2 separate regions of the Homo sapiens genome follow, and region 2 is linked to region 1. A link is a contact called in ENCODE Hi-C or POLR2A ChIA-PET data. All regions are on one chromosome and are shown on one strand. Each heading gives the region's core, a stretch centred on a gene start or an enhancer-like site at or near the end of the contact. The rest is flanking DNA. Distances are from core to core; before and after follow the strand shown.

The links. A loop is a pair of places that touch in the nucleus more often than their neighbours do. ChIA-PET counts read pairs that join two places held with the same protein, here RNA polymerase II (POLR2A). Pooled maps may share reads with other maps.
Region 2: a loop to region 1 is called in a map of CD14-positive monocyte, with 1.9 times the contacts of the local background. The contact joins the enhancer-like site here to the promoter of DAO in region 1. A Hi-C loop is called at or near these places in 3 of 168 maps with a recorded cell type or tissue (CD14-positive monocyte, mesothelial cell of epicardium and posterior vena cava) and 1 of 50 pooled maps. POLR2A ChIA-PET finds 5 or more read pairs at or near these places in 1 of 52 experiments (H1).

The regions. Positions count from the first base shown.
Region 1 is chr12:108,876,488-108,882,886 of GRCh38, reverse strand. DAO (D-amino acid oxidase) reads right to left here and starts at 2,795. Exons shown (of 11, transcript NM_001917.5): 1 at 2,663-2,795. RefSeq lists an enhancer at 2,418-3,035.
Region 2 is chr12:108,911,044-108,917,442 of GRCh38, reverse strand. It overlaps SVOP (SV2 related protein), which reads left to right. Exons shown (of 16, transcript NM_018711.5): 15 at 1,571-1,660; 16 at 4,702-6,399. The coding sequence ends at 4,908. Among named protein-coding and RNA genes, the nearest start is that of DAO, 34 kb to the right of the region's middle. Within about 2 kb of position 3,247, at least 6 of the 41 ENCODE cell types and tissues checked have a DNase peak (open chromatin) inside an H3K27ac peak, as active enhancers do; they include CD14-positive monocyte, where a contact is called at or near this core.

The sequences.
Region 1 (6,399 bases), core at 1,546-4,045:
TGTGTGCCACTGCACCCGCCCGCTTGACCATTTTTATATGTTAACAATGAGAAGGCAGAGGAATAAAGGGCTTTCTGTATTTTTCCTAATTCTCCATGAAGAATCTAAGAGACAGTATGGCCCAGGCTGAGAGTCAGACAGACCCAGGTTCGCAGCCTGACTTGGGCACACACCAGCCATGTAACCCTGGGCAAGTTGCTCAACTTGACTGAGTGAGGGTGACCAACCTCCCCAGCTTGCCCAGGGCTGAGGGTCCTCCCAGGATGCAGACTTTCAGACTAAAAGTCAGTGCATCAGAGTCCCAGGCAAACCAGGATGAGTTGGTTAATCCTAATCGAACCTCAGTTTCCTCATCTATAAACTTTATTTTTTCGAGACAGAGTTTCACTCTTGTCGCCCAGGCTGGAGTGCAATGGTACAATCTTGGCTCACTGCAGACTCTGCCTCCCGGGTTCAGGTGATTCTCCTGCCTCAGCCTCCTGAGTAGCTGGGATTACAGGCATGCACCAACATGCCTGGCTAATTTTTGTATTTTTAGTAGAGACAAGGTTTCACCATGTTGGCCAGGCTGGTCTCAAACTTCTGACCTCAGGTGATTTGCTGGCCTCAGACTCTCAAAGTGCTAGGATTACAGGCGTGAGCCACCATGCCCGACCTCATCTATAAACTTTTATGAGAGCTGACAAAGCTCCTTGCCTTATTGTCTCCTCACTGGAATATCAGCTCCTGGACACCCAGGTGGTGAGAGGCAGAGCCCAGGCCAGCCTGACTCATAAGCCTAGGTGCTTAAATGCCATGCTTGCCAGTAAATCACATGGTTTGAAAAATCTGAGAATCAAGCCGGTAAATAGGAACAGCTGAAGCTTCAGAGTCCTGCATTTCAAACATAAAATATAATATAAAATAAGATAAAATAAAATAAAATAAAATGCCTGTAGGAATTTTTAGAGTGTTGGTAGGAATAGAATGGAAAATCAAAAAGGCCGGGCACAGTGGCTCACGTCTTTAATTCCAGCACTTTGGGAGGTCGAGGCTGGCAGATCACTTGAGGTCGGGAGTTCAAGACCAGCCTGGCCAATATGGTGAAACCCTGTCTCTACAAAAATACAAAAAAATTAGCTTGGCATGGTGGTGCACGCCTGAAATTCCAGCTACTCGGGAGGCCGAGGCAGGAGAATCCCTTGAACCTGGGAGGTGGAGATTGCAGTGGGCAGAAATCATGCCATTGCACTCCAGCCCAGGTGACAAGAGTGAAACTCTGTCAAAAAAAAAAAAAAAAAAAAAATTTAAAAGGAAAAAAGTGTGAGTCCTAAGTCAATTATCTTTTTTTAAAAAAATTCAAGATATGAGTCAAAGTTGACACTGATTATAGCAACGTGTGTGTGTGTGTGTGTGTGTGTGTGTGTGTGTGTTTTAAAATACAAAATAAATGCATGAGGTCCTCATGACAAGCCAGAGACAGATTGTCAGATGTGGCAGATCCAGCCTTAGGTAAAATCATTCATGCGTGTAGGTAATGAGCTTTTGGACTTAAACGCACCCAGCTCAGTTATTCGGTTGGACATTTTCGTGTTGTTGCTGATGTTTTTATTAGTGTTGCCGTTCTCCTCTGTTTTACATCATTACTTCAACCCAGCAAGCTTGGAGTATGTATCCCAGAAGATGCAAACAGCTGGGATTATTATATTTGTGTGTGTGTGTGTGTGTGTGTGTGTGTGTGTGTGATTAGAATGTCTGTGTAAGTGTGGAGCAGGAAGGGAACCAATGTATTTTGGTCTCTGCCACTTGCCAGACACCTGTAGATGCAGTACCGACATAATCCTCTCAATCCTCTCAACTGCTCTAGGAAGTAGGGAAGGTTACCGCCCTCATTCTGGAGGCTGGGACTGAGGTTTAGGGAGGAGAAGTCACCCACCCAAGGTTACGCAGTCAGTATGGGACAGCATTCGGACCTAGACCCAGTTCTATCGGCGCTTTCTGCACTGCTCCAAAAAAATATTTAGGCAGTTGGCATGCAGTTGCCACTTGATGCTTTCTGCTTGTCTTTCAGTCTTGCATTTATCTGCCTAGGACCTCCCTTGTCCCCTAGAAGGCAATCTGAGACAGCTGATGCCTTTGATTGCTATGTGCCCATAGCAAAGAATATGAAAGACTTCTTTTTAAAAAAAAAAATCAGTAAGCCAGAGATGAGGCATTTGAATGAACATAATTAGTTCTCCCTGGTTGCACCACACGGCTACTTCTCATGAAGTTATTTGCAGAGTTTATCCTTGAAATGGAACAGAAGCTATAAAAGTTTGAGAACCAGCCTACCAACTCCCCCACCAAAAATAATAATAACTACCATTTGAGTACTTGCTATGTGCCTAGATCTGCTCTAAGCACTTTACATGCACCACCTCTTTTAACACTCAGACTCACGCTGTAAGAGGGGAGTTATGATCCCCATGTTCCAGGTGAAGAAACTGAGGCTTGGGGAGGGAAAAATCACTTACCTATGGTCTCTCTGCTGGATGTTTGAGAGGCTGGATCTCTCCTTTCCTGTCACCTGCCTTAGGCTGTAATGTTGAGCCCTGTCTTTGACATTGGGAGGACATGAAATCCTTTGCCTCTCCCCTCTCCCAACCCCTGTCCCCAGCTCAAAGGTGCATCTGCCACTCACCGGAAGTACCAAACTGCTGGAGAGACCAGACAACTGCAGTGCGGGGACACAGGATGCTATTTCCTGAGGGGAAGCTCCTGATTCTGGAGCGTCTTGTTTCCAGCCCTCTGTCCGCCAGCCCGGACTGGAGTGCAGGGTCAAAGTCTGGAGCTATGGACAGGGCACGGCTTGAGGGGTGGGGCTCGGCACTGCACTGCCCACAGAGACTGGACCCAGGCCCGGCCGGGAGACCTCGCTCCCAGTCCCTGAAAAGTTGCCTGACTTTTCTGGCTGATCTCAAGCCCCTGTGGACAGGCCTTGGGGGAAGGAGGGAGGGCAGGCATTCTTGGAGGGTTGATGAGCACAAGAAGGTCTGTCTCTCTGGCCAGCTGGAGAGGATCCCCTTTCTTCCTTCTTCCTGCTGCCACCCTGGGGGAGGGTCAGGACGTTCCATGGGGCACTGTAGGCCTGGCCTGCGGTGGGGGTGGTCAGCCTGGCAGCCCCTGAGGGGAAAGGAGAGGCACAGGACAGGGGCTCCCTGGGCCAGCCCGATGCCATTCCAGGACGCTGGGGAGATGAGGCCAAGGAGAGACTGGAGGTGACGCCTGTGTGGGCCATGAGGATGCGTGGCTCTTTGCTCCCGTATCCCAGAGACGCAAGCAGCAGGACTCCAGGCCCTTCCTCTGCCAGGGATAAACATGGAGCTGTGATTTTTAGAGCCCAGAGATCTGCAGGCACCTCACTGTACAGATGGGAAGACTGAGGCCTGAGAGAGAGGGACCAACCAGCCCTGAGGGAGGCATTCTTTGGGTCAGCTTTAGCAATCCAGCCTCTAACACCTGCCTTTAGTATCATCAAATAAAAAGACGAAGATGAAATAAGAAAATGCATGCAAAATACTCACTGCATAGTATTTTTTCCTTTTTTAAAAGAGGGTCGGCTGGGCACAGTGCCTCACACCTGTAATTCTGACACTTTGGGAGGCCATGGTGGGTGGATCACCTGAGGTCAGGAGTTCGAGACCAGCCTGGCCAACATGGCGAAACCCCGTCTCTACTAAAATTACAAAAAATCAGCCAGGAGTGGTGGGGTGTGCCTGTAATCCTGGCTACACAGGAGGCTGAGGCAGGAGAATTGCTTGAACCTGGTGGGTGGAGGTAGCAGTGAGCCAAGATGGCACCACTGCACACTCCAGCCTGGGCTACAGAGCGATACTCTGTCTAAAAAAAAAAAAGAAAACAAAAAAAAAGAAAAAGAAAAGATAACAGACAGGGTCAGGCCAGGCGCAGTGGCTCTTGCCTGTAATCGCAGCACTTTGGGAGGCCGAGGTGGATGGATCACTTGAGGTTAGGCGTTTGAGACCAGCCTGGCTAACATGTTGGTGAAACCCTATCTCTACTAAAAATACAAAAATTAGCCGGCCGTGGTGGCACATGTCCGTAATCTCAGCTACTCGGGAGGCTGAGGCAAGAGAATCACTTGAACTGGGAGGCGGAGCTTGCAGTGAACCAAGATCAAGCCACTGCACTCTAGCCTGGGTGACAGAGTGAGACCCAGTCTCAAAAAACAAAAAAAAAAAAAAAAAAAAGAGAGAGAGAGAGAGAGAGGATCTCACTCTGTCACCCAGGCCAGAGTGCAGTGGCGCCTTGAACTCCTGCGCTCAAGCAATCCTTCTGCTTCAGCCTAGCCAGGACTACAGATGCATGCCATAACACCCAGCCAAATTACTTACTTTTTGTAAAGACAGGGTCTTGCTATTTTGCCCAAGCTGGTCTCAAACTCCTGGCCTCAAGCAATCATCCCACCCCGACCTCCCAAAGGGTTGGGATTACAGGCATAAGCCACCACGCTATGACATATTTTTTTTTCTTCAATAATAAAAAATGGATAGGGTGAAACCCACTTTTTACTTTATATCTAACTAGTTTGAATTTTAATACAATAGTCATGTATCACTTATATAACATATGGCCCTTATAAAGTTCCCTGTGTGTTTAATTCATCATGGGAGCACTTGAACATTCATAAAAGTTAGTCCAATATCTTCATGCTCCCCACTGCCATCACAGCAATAATTTACGTTTTGTAAATTGCGGTGTACCAATTCTAAATACCTGGATTTTCTTTTTTTCTTTTTTATTTTTTTCTGAGACAGAGTCTCACTCTGTCGCCCAGGCTGGAGTGCAGTGGTGCCATCTCAACTCACTGCAACATCTGCCTCCCAGATTCAAGCAATTCTCCTGCCTCAGACTCCCGAGTGGCTGGGTTTACAGGCACATACCACCTCACCTGGCTCATTGTTTTTCTATTTTTAGTAGAGACAGGGTTTCACCATGTTGGCCAGGCTGGTCTTGAACTCCTGACCTCAGGTGATCTGCCCACCTTGGCCTCCCAAAGTGGTGGGATTATAGGCGTGAGCCACCGCACCCTGCCTTACCCAGATTTTCTCTTTGAATCTCGAAACAGCCCTGTAAGGCAGGTGCTGTTATTATCATCCCCACTTCAGAGTTGAAATTCAGAAACTTGCTCCAGCATCCACTGAAGTTAAAGATGGCTATCCTAATATCTATCATGCCCACGCCTATATATATACCCAAGATAAATGAAAACACACATCAATCAAAAGGCTTCTGTAAGAATGTTCATAGCCCCTGTTAACTAAAAAAAAAAAAAAAAAAAAAATCACAAATGTGTAAATTCAGAGAGGAGAAGAAATCTTATTTCTTATAAGGGGTTATAGCCCACAAGGTGACCAGTCCATGGCCTGGGAAGTATGCCTCCTACCAAGAACAGAGACGGGCACTTTGAAGGAGGAGGGGTTGGGTTAGGAGCTTTGTGCTGAAGGGGTTGGCTGAATGATATATCCAGCAGGTTACAGGAGAAGCTATGAATATTTATGAAGGTGGCCCCAACACATGTGTATGAACAAATGTGCATGTAACATACAACCCATGTTCACTTTGGGGTGGAGACTTAACATTTAAATGTATTACAATTAGGCCAGCCATGGTGGCTCATGCCTATAATACTAGCACTTTTGGAGTCCAAGGTGGGTGGATCGCTTGAGCCCAGGAGTTTGAGACCAGCTTGGGCAACATGGCGAAACCCCTGTCTCTACAAAAAATACAAAAAGTAGCCGGGCGCAGTTGCGTGCACCTGTAGTCCCAGCTACTTGGGAGGCTGAGGTGGGAGGATTGCTTGAGCCCAGGAGGCAGAGGTTGCAGTGAGTTGTGATCGTGCCACTGCACTCCAGCCTGGGCAACAGAGTAAGACCCTATCTCAATCAATCAATTGATCAATCAATCAATCAATGTATTACAATTAGAACCTACACATCAAAATGTCTTTTCAGGAAATGCAGGCACATGAGGTTGCGGTTTCGTAACCCCACCAGAAGCAGTCCATAGTCAGTGATCTTTTTATTAGGAGAAAGTTACCAAACTCAGTCTCTTGTTCAATCAAAGCTGTAGTTGTTGTTATGACTGGAGGAACAGGGTGTCAGTTGGGTGTCTGTGTGCTAGATGAGTTGTAACTGTTTTAATATTGCTTCTTCTGAGGCCAGTGCTTGTTTCGCTGCTAGAGAAAAAGAAAAATCTTGTAACATAATTAGAACATAGTTTATTCCTTAAGAGTAGGGGCACCTGACTTAACCCTTGCCTGACATGGCCTTAGGCTGTGTTTATAATTTGGTATCTTATTGCCACAAAAAGTCTGTTCTGTCAGTCTTATAATCTCTCTCTCTTTTTTTTTTTTTTTTG
Region 2 (6,399 bases), core at 1,998-4,497, 34 kb before region 1:
TGGCAGTGGAAGTAGATCAGGAGAGAATTTAGGCATTTTGATTTTTTACAAGGAGGATATATTTCTATATTGTTTATGTAATTGAGTAAATTGAAATATCATGTAGAAATGCATATGGTATGCACTGAAGAAGTATGTGCTGAATAAGTAAGTGAATGAAGATATATGTGCAATATATAATCCAGAAAAGGCTAGAGGAATATACATAAAAATGTGACAAATCTCGAGTGTTGAGATCCTGAATGAGTTTTATATTTTCCTCTTTAAGTTTTTATTCTTTGCAAGCTTTCTACACTGAGCATTGCATTTGTTAAAACATGTTAGCTAATGTAACAGGGAACCCCCAGAGTGGAGGGTTTTGATACGAGAGCAGCTTCTCACTTATAAAAGAGCCCAGGCCAGGCACAGTGGTTCACGCCTGTAAACCCAGCACTTCGGGAGGCCGAGGCAGGTGGATCGCTTGAGCTCAGGAGTTCAAGACCAACCTGGGTAACATGGTGAAACCTCATCCCTAAAAAACATACAAAAATTAGCTGGGAGTGGTGGCACATGCCTGTTGTCCCAGCTACTCGGGGTGGGGCTGAGGTGGGAGGATCACTTGAACCCGGGGAGGTCGAGGCTGCAGTGAGCCATGATTGTGCCACTGCACTCCAGCCTGAATGACAGAGTGAGACCCTGTCTCAAATAAATAAGTAAATAAAATACTATAAAATAAAAGAGTCCAATATGGGTGTTCTAGGTTGGGGGACAGCTTTCCTCCTCCAGTGATTTGGGAACCCAGGCTCCTCGCATCGTGTGCCTTTCTTATCCAGGGATCTTGCCCCAGGGGACATTTGGCAATGCCTGGGAATATTTTGGATTGTCATAAGGTGGCATGGGGAGGCAGAAGGGCTGCTGGAATCTCGTGGGTAGAGGCCAGGGATGCTGCCAAACATCCTACAACGCACAGCAACCCCCACCCCCATGACAAAGAATGAGCCATCCCAAAACATCCACAGTGCCCAGGCTGAGAAGCCCTCTGGCTTAGGGCCATGGAGTCCTTCTCGCAGCCAGCAGACATGGGAAGGGAGAGGAGAAAACATACCCTTCTTAATTACCTTGGGCTGGAAGATGCACAATCCCTTCTCACTTTGCCACTTAACAAAGCACGTGGCCCCTACTGGGTACAAACTGAGAGACTGTAAACATTTCCATCTCTCTCTTTATGAAGTCCCTTGAAAACCTGTGACCCAGGCTTCAAGGTGAACGCATGAGAAGAAGGTAGAGAGCAACCCCTGAGTTGTGAACTTGTGGCAGTTCCTGGTGGAGGAGTCTTTGGGGAGCCCCCCCCAGGACAGAGTGGACCCCTTTACTGGGTTCCCACCCGCAGCTCAGCCTCTTGCCCTAGGTCTGAGTTGAGCCTCCCATGCCCTTTGGGGTGAGGATCCCTGTCCCTTAAGGGCGTCACCAGCACTGGAGGGATTTGCCCTGACTTCCGGCCTGCCCCTGAGGTTGGTCCTATCAGCTTGGAGCTGGAGTGGTGGGAGGAACCTGCATGTCCCCATGCCTATATCCGGCTGCTGTGTTTCAGGTCTACCCCACGGCAACGCGGGCCCTCGGCCTGGGCACCTGCAGCGGCATGGCAAGAGTGGGTGCTCTCATCACTCCGTTCATCGCCCAGGTAGGTGCTGCCCCCAAATACAGAGGGATGGGGGGTGACAAAACCCCATGCATGGCAAGCAGTTACTACATGCCGACTGTCCCCAGAGCCCTCGGGTTGCATTCGCTCATTTTATCATAACAACACACCCGAGGACAGAAGAAATATTGCCTGCAGATGAGAAAACAGAGGCTCAGGGGCTAAAATGACATGCTCAAGGTCATGCAGCTGGAAAGTAGCCAATCCAGGAGTCAAACCCAGGTCTTCCCTGTGAAGAAAATCCTTGGGCTGCCATATGTTTTGCTTAAAAACAATGTGGATGAAAACAAGTGGGCAATTGTGAGTGAATTAATGCAAGAACAGAAAACCAAATACTGCATGTTCTCTGGGAGCTAGACATTGAATACACATAGACATAAAAATAGGAGTAATGGACACTGGGGACCACTCGACTGGGAAGGAAGGGTGGGAGTCATGGGCTGAAAATTCCACCTATTGGGTACTGGGCTCACTACCTGGGGATGGGGTCATTTGTACCCCCAAACTTCAGCATCATGCAATATATCTGTGTAACAAACCTGCAGTGGACCCCTTAATCTATGATAAAAGTTGATTTTTTTTTTTTTTTTTTGGGATGGAGTCTCGCTTTGTCACCCAGGCTGGAGTGCAGTGGTGTGATCTCAGCTCACTGTGACCTCCGCCTCCCAGGTTCAAGCGATTCTCCTGCCTCAGCCTCCCGAGTAGCTGGGATTACAGGCGTGCACCACCACGCCTGGCTAATTTCTGTATTTTTAGTAGAGACAAGGTTTCACCACGTTGGCCAGGATGGTCTCGATCTCTTGACCTTGTGATCTGCCTGCCTCGGCCTCCAAAGTGCTGGGATTACAGGCATGAGCCACTGTGCCTGGCCAAAAAAATTTTTTTTTTTTTAACAAAAGGAAAGAAGGGTCAGGTGCTGTGTCTCACGCCTGTAATCCCAGCCCTTTAGGAGGCTGAGGCGGGCAGATCACTTCAGGTCAGGAGTTCGAGACCAGCCTGGCCAACATGGTGAAACCCCCATCTCTACTAAAAATACAAAAATTAACTAGGTGTGGTGGCAGGTGCCTGTAATTCTGGCTGAGGCACAAAAATTGCTTGAACCCAGGAGGCAGAGTTTGCAATGAGCCAAAATTGCTCCACTACACTCCGGCCTGGGCGATAGAGTGAGACCTTGTCTCAAAAAGAAAAAAAAAGGAAAGAAAACAAGTATGCCGACAAAATTTAGTGGAAAACAAATAAATATGCCAGTTCCTGCTTTTTGAATTAGATAATTAGACGTCATTGCAGAATTTTGCAACTCTTCGTGTGTCATGAAGCATTTGTATCTAGGGATCTTAGTAAGTCTTTTTGCTTTTTGAAAATCCAGGTTTTTTTCTGTTTGAATCACTTTTTTATTGAGGTAAACGTCACATAACAAAATTAACCATCTTAAAGGGAACAATTCAGTGGCATTCAGCACATTCACAGCGTTGGGCAACCACTGCTTCTATCTAGTTCCAAAACATTCTCATCACCCCAAAATAAACCCCTGGATCCACTAAGCAGTCACTCCTCATTGCCCACTTCCTCTAGGCTCCTGGCAACCACCCATCTGCTTTCTGTAGATTTGCCAAGTCTGAATATTGCAGAGAAATGGAATTTAAAGACGTGTTTAGCCAAGTGTTTCTATTCTACTTTGATTTTAGCCGTTGTGTGGCACTCCTAACTGATGCTGGTTGAGAGCTCACCATGTGCCTCCACGGTGCCAGGTGCTGCCAGGTTCTTCCCATTAGGAAGTGACACCACTCTATGCCCATTTGGCAAATGAAGAAATGGGCTGGGCATGGTGGCTCACAGCTGTAATCCCAGCACTTTGGGAGGCTGAGGTGGGCAGATTACTTGAGGTCAGGTGTTCAAGTCCAGCCTGGTCAATTTGGTGAGACTCCATCTCTCTTAAAAATACAAAAGAATTAGCCAGGCATGGTGGCATATGCCTGTAGTCCCAGCTACTCAAAAGGCTGAGGCAGAAAAATTGCTTGAACCCGGGAGGCAGAGGTTGCAGTGAGCCAAGATTGCACCACTGCACTCCAGCCTGGAGACAGAGCGAGACTACATCTCAAAAGAAAAGAAAATGGGACTCAGCTCTGCCGTGTTGTTTGCCATGTGCCAAAAGCTAGGAAGTTGGCACAGGCACTGCACTGTTCCAGAGGAGAGAAGAGTTATAAGGAGCCCAGACTCAAGCTTAGCAGACCCAAGTTCAAATCCCAGCCCCATCCTTATTATCTGTATGAACTTGGGTAGGAACCACTTATCCTCTTTGAGCCTCAGTTTTCTCCTTTGTAAAATGGGGATGAAGTACTTAGCTCATAGGGCTGTGGCATGGCATCTGTGTTGGTCCGTTTTGTGTTGATTTCAAGGAATACCTGGCTGGGCGTGTTGGCTCATGCCTGCAATCCCAGCACTTTGGGAGGCCAAGGTGGGTGGATCACCTGAGGTCAGGAGTTCGAGACCAGCCTGACCAACATGGAGAAACCCCATCTCTACTAAAAATACAAAATTAGCCGGGCGTGGTGGCAGAAGCCTGTAATCCCAGCTACTTGGGAGGAGAATCGCTTGAACCCTGAAGGCGGAGGTTGCGGTGAGCCAAGATTGCGCCATTGCACTCCAGTCTGGGCAACAAGAATGAAACTCATCTCAAAAAAACAAAAAAAACAAAAAACAAAAAAAAGAATACTTGAGATCAGGTAATTTATAAAGAAGAGATTTATTTGACTCACGATTCTGCAGGCTGTACAAGCATGGCACCAGCATCTGCTTGGCTTCTGGTGAGGCCTCAGGAAGCTTTTACTCATGGAGGAAGGCAAAGGAGGGGCAGGCGTGTCACAAGGAGAGAGAGGGACAAAGGGGGAGAGGAGGGAATCACCAGATCCTTTTTAGCAAGCAGATATCACGAGAGGGCCTGATGTTACTAATACTATTTGATGGTTGGCGATGTCTGTGCTTCAGAAGGGATGCTTTCACCGACCCGTGTCTCCTTCCCCTAGGTGATGCTGGAATCCTCTGTGTACCTGACTCTGGCAGTTTACAGTGGCTGCTGCCTCCTGGCTGCCCTGGCCTCCTGCTTTTTGCCCATTGAGACCAAAGGCCGAGGACTGCAGGAGTCCAGCCACCGGGAGTGGGGCCAGGAGATGGTCGGCCGAGGAATGCACGGTGCAGGTGTTACCAGGTCGAACTCTGGCTCTCAGGAATAGTGACCGATGGGGGACTGAGCTGGTCTTTGAGGCTGCAGAGCTTGGGGGGCTGGCAGGCCCCAACTGGGGCACTGATTGTCACTGCCGACATCAAGAACTCACCCAAGAGTATGACCTGGACCAACAGGGTTTTGTGTCTTGACTCAGTTTGCTCATCTTCATTGAGGTCCACCCAGGGATGGGGAGATGTTTGCTCTAGGGGGTTCTCTGTATATGTGGTGAAAGCTTTGTTCATAACCTGTGGATCTACATGGGAAGACTACCCATATTAGGAGGGTCTGGTAATGCCAGCAACCAATCAGACACCACCCAGAGTCACCCGGCCAAACCCTCAGTGAACAACCAAAATATCTCTCTGTAGATACCGTCCAGGCTCAGGCCCATGTGACACCTGCTGTCCACCCACCGGACCTGTTCAGTAGGTTTCTCCCACACTCACAGCCCCAGGCTTTCTTCTTTGAAATTGCAGGCGATCTAGGTGTGGTCTGAGCAGCTATTTCCTGGCAGGGGCCCCCCGGTTTGCCTCCCTAGAGCCTGACCAGTGGATTCTCTGGCAGATGGACATGGTGCATTCAAACTGGAGCCACATGCCCCCACCCAGCCCCCTCTGGAGTTGCCGTTGTTGGCACCAAGAGATCCAGATGTGTCCCTGGGGACAGCTGGTCTTGCACCAGGTGACAACCTCAGAACGCCGTTACCCCCTGGGAACTGAGGACTGAGGCCAAAGTGAATCAAGCTGAAGTCAGAGCACGGGCCTCCCCTTCTGAAGCAGCGAAGGCCACGGTTCCGACTTCTTTCCTGGCCCCCTCCTTGGTCAGGCTGAATGGTGACTTTTATTGTTTTTTGAGACGGAGTCTTGATCTGTCGCCCAGGCTGGAGTGCAGTAGCGTGATCTCGGCTCACTGCAACTCTGCCTCCCGGGTTCAAGCAATTCTCCTGTCTCAGCCTCCCGAGTAGCTGGGATTACAGGTGCCCACCTGTACTTTTTAGTAGAGACAGGGTTTCACCATGTTGGCCAGGCTGGTCTCGAACTCCTGACCTCAAGTGATCCACCCGCCTCGGCCTCCCACAGTGCTGAGATTACAGGTGGGAGCCACTGCACCCGGCCTGAATGATGACTCTTGAGGGGAAAAAGTTTACTCAGGTTTGCAGGTACAAAATCCAAAATCCAGGGCTTTGGGTTTTGTGCATGGGTAGACAGCTGAATGGGCAGAGAAACCAGAAGGATGCTACACCCACCATCTCATCCCATGGGGATCAGGGGACCAGGATTCCCTGATGCGAAGCTGCTCCTCTGTCCAGGGACGTCTTGATCATTACACAAAGGCAGCCCCTGGAGTTCCATTCATGGAGCCTGCCGTGGAGTGGAGAGGGGTGGGAGGACTCAGGTGTGTGAAATGTATATGTTTTCAAAGGAAGCAGTGGGAGGCCAGTTGGTTTTGAGTTGGTCTCCGCAGGCAACATCACTTCTGGGATTTGGTTTACTGGAGC